2 separate regions of the Homo sapiens genome follow, and region 2 is linked to region 1. A link is an interaction called in ENCODE POLR2A ChIA-PET data of the cell type or tissue named here. Cell type or tissue: A673. All regions are shown on one strand. Each heading gives the region's core, and the rest is flanking DNA. Links, peaks and the distances in the headings are about the cores only. Region 1 overlaps ZBTB2 (zinc finger and BTB domain containing 2). Region 2 overlaps MTHFD1L (methylenetetrahydrofolate dehydrogenase (NADP+ dependent) 1 like).

What was found. ChIA-PET counts read pairs that join two places held together with the same protein. Peaks named below come from ENCODE experiments on the same cell type or tissue, not always from the same donor. Only the 100,000 strongest peaks of a DNase experiment are listed, where the experiment ranks them.
Region 2: POLR2A ChIA-PET joins it to region 1 with 9 read pairs; 2 of 35 experiments call an interaction of 5 or more read pairs at or near these places.

Annotation. Positions count from the first base shown.
Region 1 is chr6:151,383,042-151,387,439 of GRCh38, forward strand. All of the region lies in intron 1 of ZBTB2 (zinc finger and BTB domain containing 2), which reads right to left. Among named protein-coding and RNA genes, the nearest start is that of ZBTB2, 6.3 kb to the right of the region's middle. RefSeq lists an enhancer at 2,421-2,580. In A673, for the core only: no CTCF peak of the experiment used is centred there; no DNase peak of the experiment used is centred there; H3K27ac peaks cover 460 bases.
Region 2 is chr6:150,908,841-150,913,238 of GRCh38, forward strand. All of the region lies in intron 8 of MTHFD1L (methylenetetrahydrofolate dehydrogenase (NADP+ dependent) 1 like), which reads left to right. Among named protein-coding and RNA genes, the nearest start is that of MTHFD1L, 45 kb to the left of the region's middle. In A673, for the core only: no CTCF peak of the experiment used is centred there; no DNase peak of the experiment used is centred there.

The sequences.
Region 1 (4,398 bases), core at 94-4,093:
AGTCTCTCAAGTAGTTGGGATTATAGGCACCCACCACACCTGGCTAATTTTTGTATTTTTAGTAGAGACGGGGTTTCACCATGTTGGCCAGGCTGGTCTTGAACTCCTGACTTCGTGATCCACCCGCCTCGGCCTCCCAAAGTGCTGGGATTACATGCGTGAGCCACCGCACCAGGCCTGTATCTAATTTTTTATATGGGGTCTTGCTATGTTGCCCAGGCTGGTCTTGAACTCCTGGGTTCAAGTGATCCTCCTGCCTCAGCCTCCTGAGTAGCTGGGACTAGAAGTGCATGCCACCTTGCCCAGCTAATTATATGCAATTGTCAGTTTGGTGAGCTCTACGAATGGATCATCAAGGGTCCAGCTTGTTTTGAAATACAAGGATTATTAAAAATTCAGTTTTATTTGAATATATTGATAATGGAGACAAAATGATGTTATTTCACTCACTTTGGGACTTCTGGATAAGCTAAGCTAAGCCAAGGAATGGCAGTTTCGTCTCCCAGAAGGTCCTGAACACCCTGGTGATGATTTGGCTCCTGACAGCGTACAATACTTACTGCTCAAAGGCTTCACTCTCGAGGCTGGGCAGCTTGGCAGCCTGAACTCTAAAGGGTTAGGGGAGAGGGGTCCCATCTGCACACAGGCTTAGAACCTCTGCTCCAGGATTTTGAATATGCTGCTTTCAGAGGAACTGACCATGAGACAGACAGACAGACAGGCAGACACACACACACACATACCCCTGCCCCTGCCCCTGCCCCTCATAATCTCCTTGCCCTGGTGCATGTGTGAACGAGCCAGTTTATACACCTTGCCTGATGCTTCTGGAAAGCTGGCAACAAATCTTCCTCATCATTTACTATTTTATCCCAGTGCCTTGTATATGGCCTAGGGTTTAGTATTTGTTAAGTAAATTAATAAGCAGATGCTCCGGGAGAAGAAGAGTGCTGAGTTCCAGTCAAGGCTCAGCCTCTTACCAGCTGGGTGACTGAGGGTAGAAGTTGAGTTTCTAGTTATCCTAGATTGACCTAAAAAATTCTCATCAATTTAACACCTGCTGTTTTGGAATAATTTTTCCATTTAAAAATACTACCTTGTGTTTCTTCATGCTAATAATTAATTTCTGAATAGTGCTTTATAATTCACAATAACCCGGAAGGGTAGAGAGCCAGAGAATAACGAGGATGGAGACAGACGTCATGTTAAGGATTTTGGTCCATATCTTAAAAGCAATGGGAAGCCACCCAAGAGGATTTTAAGCAGGATGACTTGATAAGATCTCTACAATGTAGAGACTGCGGAACTAATCAAGCTGGGGAGGAGGGGGTAACAAGCGGGCAAGTGAAGACCTGCTGGAAAGTGGTCTAGAGGAGACAACTGCTAGTGGTCTACAAAAGAGATGATGGACCCAGGTGGTACTGAGAAAGATGGAGGAAATTGACAGGATTCAAAAGATATTTAGAAGGTAAAAAATCAACAGACCTGGTTGAGTCAGATGAAGGAGAATGGAGCAGATCAAAGTGTCCAAGATGACTTCCTAGACTTCTTATTTGTATAACCGCATAGATCTTGGTGCCCTCCAACAGGAGGGAACACAGGGCAAATAATAATTTGGCGGGAAGAGCAAGAGGTTAGGTTCACACATGTTGGGTTTGAGATACTTTTGAGATAACCAAGTGGAGATGCAGAGTATATGTTGGTTACACTGGTCTGGAGCTTGGAAGTCCTGACTGTGAATTGTCTGCGTCTTCAGAAAAACCATGTCCTTAAATCACTACACTGTAGTTGAGAGAGGTTAAAATTATCAACAAATAAGAGTCAGGATTGAACTCTGGTCTTCTGGGCATACAGTTCATGTTGTCTCCACTCTACTACCTTGCCCTACAGAGCATTCCTAAAAGTTCTTACTGATCGCAGTCACAAAGGGCCGACAATCAAGACATGAAACTGAAGACCTATGTAAAATCCCTAACCATTTAACACTGTATATGAACTTAAAAAAAACCCAACTAAATAAAAAACAAGTCATTTGTCTTTTCTAAATTAGAATAGTGAGCTGAGAGGAACTGAAGAAAAGTAGCACAGGAGAGAGGAGGCAGTGCCTATAAATGGGTTTTCATGGAATGCCTTCTTTCTGTATATGTATGTGTACAAAGCTTTTACTTTTCTTAAGTAAATTCAGAGACTATAAGACATACTCATGTTGAAAAAATAAAAAACACTTCCTAGAGCCAAATACAAATGACCTTTCAGATTATTTAATGCTTTGGTTTTCATTGCCACTGTTTCCTCCTTGATAACAGGACATTGACCACCTAGCTGTCACTTGCTTTCAGTTTTCATCACAGAGCACATGTGGGCTGATCCGTAAGCAACTCACTCATCCTTTTAGAAGTGCAGAAGAATGGGGCACATACAATTATGTTGTATTTTGACAACCTAAGTTCCTCCTTCATTTTCAGTGTAAGAATAGGAGATCAAAACAGCTTGTGGAAATTGTTGATTCAGTTTTTAAAGATAATAGCTGTTCTAAGACACTAAACACCACTTACACTACCCATTTCAAGGGCACTAAAAGGGTCCTCTGAAGTCCTTGATTTTATTTAAGTGAAGCATAAATGAATATTGTAATTCAAAGGACAATCAGTAACAGCAGAGGCATTACCCACAAGTAAGATTGATTCTTTCAAGTAGTTTAGACCACTTACTAGGATGAAAAGCTGATTTTTCAATTACTATTATTAATAATTAATATTGGAGGGCCCATGAAGTAAACCTGAAGGCTGGTCATTTGAATTTTAATACATTTTAAAACTGTATTTTGAAGGTAGAAAATGCATCTTATTTAGTTGTGATAATGGAGTGGCATTTTTTTCTTAACATTTCCTTAGTCAACCTTCTTCCATAGTAATTAGAAAAGAGAGAGGCATAAACAGCACTTATTTTCATATTAAAAAGCACTGCATTTGTAAAATACTCCTGTTTTCAATTATATTTTCCCTATGTTTACACTTAAATTAGTTTTTAGTTTCCAAATGTAAGTTGGGGTCATAAGGAGGCAATTCAGGGACATCTTAGGTGTCAAACAGAAGTAGATCAGAGATTTATGGCTAATAACGAGTTCATATTAAAGTAATAATTCTAAAGGCATTATGCTACAATCAACCTGAAGGAAACTTACAGATGATTACACACGGCAAAATTAAAAAATTAATCTGGGCTTGGGACAGTGGCTCACCCCTGTAATCTCAGCACTTTGGGAGGCCAAGGCGGGCAGATCACTTGAGCCCCGGAGACCAGCCTGCGCAACATGACGAGACCCTGTCTCTATAAAAAGAAAATTAGCTGAATGTGGTGGCATGTGCCCATGGTCCCAGCTACCAGAAGGCTGAGGTGGGAGGATTGCTTGAGCCAGGGAGGCTGAGGCTGCTGTGAGCCATGGTCATGCCACTGCACTCTAGCCTGCATGAAAGAGTGAGACCCTGTCTCAAAACAACAACAACAAAAAACTGATCTGCTTCTAATAATCCACCAGAGTGGAGATTGCCTTTGTTTTTTATATACCATAAAATGATTAGTAAAATTAATCTGAAGAAAATATAATCACCTAAATGTGTAGTTCAGGGTATATAACACAGGTGAGTTTCAAATGTGTTTAACTCAAAGTCTTAATAATATGTTTCAATATTTTAGAGCAGAGCTTCTGAAACTTTTTGGTGTTGGGATCCCTTAATGGTCTTAAAAATTATTAAGAACATCAATTATATGTTTATATGGATTTTAACTACTGATAATTACCAAAATGGAGAAATTTTAGAAATATTTAATTCAATTAAAAACAATAAGGCCATTACATGTTAAAGTACAGAACATTTTTATGAAAAAATAATTGTATTTTCTAAAATAACAAAGTGGTGTCTTTTTATATTTTTGCAATTCTCTTTAACAGAAGACAACTGGATTTTGCATTTACTCCTCAATTAACTCTGTTTTGGTTGAGTAGTGAAGAAAATCCAGCCTCACCCACCTATGTAGTTGGAAAAAGGAGATATATTTGAATAGCCTTTTCAGGTAATTGTGGACAGTCCTCTTTTATATTATACCAACACTTGACAAGTCTACTTTCTTAAAAGTTGGTTGTGTAATATAAAACTACATAACTGAATTAACTTTTCCTACTCTATTATAGTAATATTCATTGGTCTATCCACTTTCAACGGATCATTTACCCACTCATGATTTTTAACATCATCTGTTGGTCATTTGGAAAATATCGGCTCACTGAATTAAGCAGATCTTCTCAGTGTCAACACTGAGAAGACATTTTGTCAACACAGCGGAAAAGGCCATAACAACTTAGTATTACTGTGACAACAGTTTTGACTTCATTGAATC
Region 2 (4,398 bases), core at 329-4,328, 470 kb before region 1:
CTTTTTTTCATAATCCCACTACTGTAAAGAAATGAATAAACTTTTTGAAATATTAAAAAGAAAAGAGCTCTTATTTAAACTTAAGATGAGAAGAACTTTTAATAAACTTGTGGCTGGGTGAAGACAGAGTTTTATAATGAAATTTTTATTCTTACCTTCATGGTACAGAGTCCCTCCTCCTTACCCCCGTAAAAATAGATGGGATGTTGTGATTTATGATGAGGCAATTCTGTAGAGACATTTTATGGAATACGTAATCCTAGGAGAGATTTTCCTGATGGCTAATATCCCAGACACAGAGCTCAGAAAACAATTATACCCAGCTAGTTGGTTCTGTTCACTCTACTATTGCATGAGTCCAATGTTTAGATTTTAAAACAAGGAAATTTCAACATTCTGTTTTCTAGCTGTAAGAGTAACTACTTTAAAAAAAAAAAAAAAGACAACCAAAAAAACCTATTTCTTAGAAAAAGTCTTGCTCTGTTGCCCAGGCTAGAGTACAGTGGCACGATCACAGCCTCAAACTCCTGGGCTCCAGCAATCCTCCCTCCTCAGCTAATTAAAACAATTTTTTTTGTTGTTGTTGAGGCAGGGTTCTCACTGTGTTGCCCAGGCTGGTCTTGAACTCCCGGCCTCAAATAGTCCTCCCGCCTCCACCTCCAAAAAGTGCTGAGATTACTGGTGTAAACCACCATGTCTGGCCTAAAAAAATTATTTCAAATGAAAAAACTACGCACTGCTCTTGTAGTGCCCTGCTTGCTAAACAGCAGATTTCATCATAAGCAAAATCATTTTGTACCCTAAATATTAGGACTTATTTACTGATGTAACAAATGGGACCAAGGAGAAGCTGGTCTTCCGTCTTAGGCTCAGAAAACAGTATCAAAACAGCAACTCTGTGGCTCAGAGTAATTTATAGCATCATTTTAAGCTAATGTAATTCTATTTAGTGTGGAAGAGGGGAAGAGCCCTGGGATGCTGATGTGCTGGGGGTCCCGAGGGACCTTGAGACTTTCTCTCGTATGGCTCTGAAGGGAGACATTAGAACTTACTGGAGGCTGGGCGTGGTGTGGCTCATGCCTGTAATCCCAGCACTTTGGGAGGCCGAGGCCAGTGGATCACTTGAAGTCAGGAGTTCGAGACCAGCCTGAGCAACATAGTGAAACCTCATCTCTATTAAAAATACAAAAGTTAGCCGGGCATGGTGGCAGGCACCTGTAATCCCAGCTACTTGGGAGGCTGGGGCAGGAGAATCGCTTGAATCCAAGAGGCAGAGGTTGCAGTGAGCCGAGATCACGCCATTGCACTCCAGCCTGGGCAGCAAGAGCAAAGCTCCATCTCAAAAAATTAAAAAAAAAATGTAGTGGAAAGAACATGGACTTTGGAGTCAGGATTAACCTAACTCAAGGACAAGGGAGCTGTTTTTGTAAAAAAAATTCTTGGCCGGATGCGGTGGCTCACGCCTGTAATCCTAGCACTTTGGGAGGCTGAGGCAGGCGGATCACCTGCGGTGGGGAGTTCGAGACCAGCCTGACCAACGTGGAGAAACCCCATCTCTACTAAAAATACAAAATTAGCCGGGCATGGTGGCGCATGCCTGTAATCCCAGCTACTCAGGAGGCTGAGGCAGGAGAATCGCTTGAACCCAGGAGGTGGAGGTTACGGTGAGCTGAGATCGCGCTCCAGCCTGGGCACCAAGAGCGAAACTCCATCTCAAAAAAAAAAAAAAAAGAAATTCTTAATTGCATTGCACTTACAGGCTGTGTGACTTTGAGGAAATAAGCTCTCTGATTAATTAATAAGATTCCCAATTTCTTTGTGGGTAAATTGGGAGCAAGGCTGTTGGGAGGAATGACTGAGATGATACCTCGGGGCAGTGCCTCTTTGATGGTAGCTGCCAATAAATGCTGGTCCACTTCCTGCATTCCTCCCTCCACTTCCTTGTTGCCATGTCACCTGCACACAAAACAGCTTTCAGACTCCATCTTGGCACAATATACATTTATATTTGAAAAATCAAACCCAAGAAAGGAAGAAGTCCAATGAAATTCTGAACATGTAAGAAAAGTCAGCTTTAGAGAAATTGGACATCCGTGTAATTTTCATTATGCCAAAGCAATTGATATAAAATTAGGATCTTTGCTTGTGACTCTTGAACTTTAGTAATTCCAAAATCCATTGTACCTATCACTGTTTTCTTTTATTTATTTTTTCCTGTAAATTCTGGATATTCTAGATCTATCCCTGAAGTATATTGCCAGTTTTCCATTTCAAATTTTAATTAGTTCTCAATACAATGTATTTAATATTTTGCTTTTTTTAAAAAAAGTAAAGGTTCATGTCATTTAGAATATGCAGCACTGTATAAATTTCCTTGTTAATTTGGTTTCAGTGGTCCAAATTAAGTTATTACTAATAGCTTATTAGTATCAGTTTACTAATATTTTAATTTTTTTAATCATGTCTTACATTGCATTCTTTTAAAAACTAGTGATATGCTGTCATTTGACAGTAAGAATTCAAATAATTTAAACTAGGATTGCAACTCTCAAGAACACTGTCACAAAAATTTTACCAAATGATATGTATTAGTCCATTCTCACACTGCTATAAAGAAATACCTGAGACTGGGTAATTTATAAAGAAAAGAAGTTTAATTGTCTCACACTTCCACGGACTGTACAGGTAGTATGATGCTGGCATTTGCTTGGAAGGCCTTCTGGAAGGCCTCAGGAAACTTACAATTATAGTAGAAGGGGAAGGGGAATCACATATATCTTACATGGCCAGAGCAGGAGCAAGAGAGAGGGAGGGCGTATTAGTCCATTTTCGCACTGCTGATAAAGACATACACGAGACGGGGAAGAAAAAGAGGTTTAATTGGACTTACAGTTCCACATGGCTGGGGAGGCCTCAAAATCATGGCGGGAGGTGAAAAGCACTTCTTACATGGCAGCAGCAAGAGAAAATCAGGAAGATGCAAAAGCGGAAACCCCTGATAAAACCATCTGATCTCATGAGACGTATTTACTACCATGAGAAGAGTATGGGGAAAACCACCCCCATGATTCAAATTATCTCCCACTGGGTCCCTCCTACAACACGTGGGAATTATGGGAGTACAATTCAAGATGAGATTTGGGTGGGGACACAGCCAAACCATATCAGAGGAGGAGGTGCATACTACATACTTTTAAAAACCAGATCTCAGGATAACTCACTCACTATCATGAGAACAGCACCAATGGGATGGCGCTAAGCCTTTCATGAAGGGCCACCCCCATGATCCTGTCACCTCCCACCAGGCCCCACCCCCAACACTGGGGATTACAATTGAACATGAGATTTGGTGGAGACACAGAACCAAACCATATCATGATACTCATTTTATTTATTGCATTTTACTTTATATCCTACAAAGTCAATATATTTAACTGAAAAACTGGCTACCAGTGTTTTTGTTTTTTTTTTTCAAGTTCTACCTGTACTGATTTCTAATTTTTAGCCATTCCTGATTTTAAAACCTCGCATACATTTTGGGGATAATTTGTTCTCCTAGATGGCGAGAAAATATTTAAGTCTGTGGGCTTGGAGAATGCTTTTTTGATAAGAAGGATGCCCTTGGCCAGACTGCATAGAAGCTGAGATGTTTCCGCAGAGCCGAGATGGCATGAAGGCTGAAGAATTTTCCTGCATCCCTCCCACTGCAGTGATTGTTCTGGCAAAGTTCCCAGGGTGGTCTCTGCACTGCTCATATTAGTGAAAGGGTGGTTCTGATTTCTGAGGAAGGCATGATAACACTTTGGCCTTAAATTTTCTTTTTGCAGAAAGTTTGATTATCATTAGAAGAATGGCCATCTTTTAAAGTGATTCATTGACTTGTCCCTGGAGAAATCATGAGTTAGATGAGAGTGTTTAGTGGGAAGTGAAAAGACCCGTCCACGGTTTCGGATGAGATCCTCGTTGGACTGTGATCCCAGGATATTACCCAGGCCCAGATCGTAGACAACCTCCCAATGGAGTCCTGCCCCTACACGGGCAGGGGGTGAAATAATGATTCCCTTTCTTAATTTTCTTTAGCCATGAAATTTATTAAAAATGTATGTCTGATTCTGAGTTGCCAGTCTTAATTGCTTGAGATTCTCTGGATTCAGAACTTATTTTTATTTTTTTTATTTTTATTTTTTGAGACAGAGTCTCGCTCTGTCATCCAGGCAGGAATGCAGTGGCGCAACTGCAGGCCCACTGCATCCTGAGCTCAAGCGATCCTCCTGCCCCAGCCCCCAGGTAGCTGGGACTACAGACATATGCCACCATGCCCAACTAATTTTTTTTTTTGAGGCAGAGTCTCGCTCCCTCCCCCAGGCTGGAGTGCAGTGGCATGAGCTCGGCTCACTG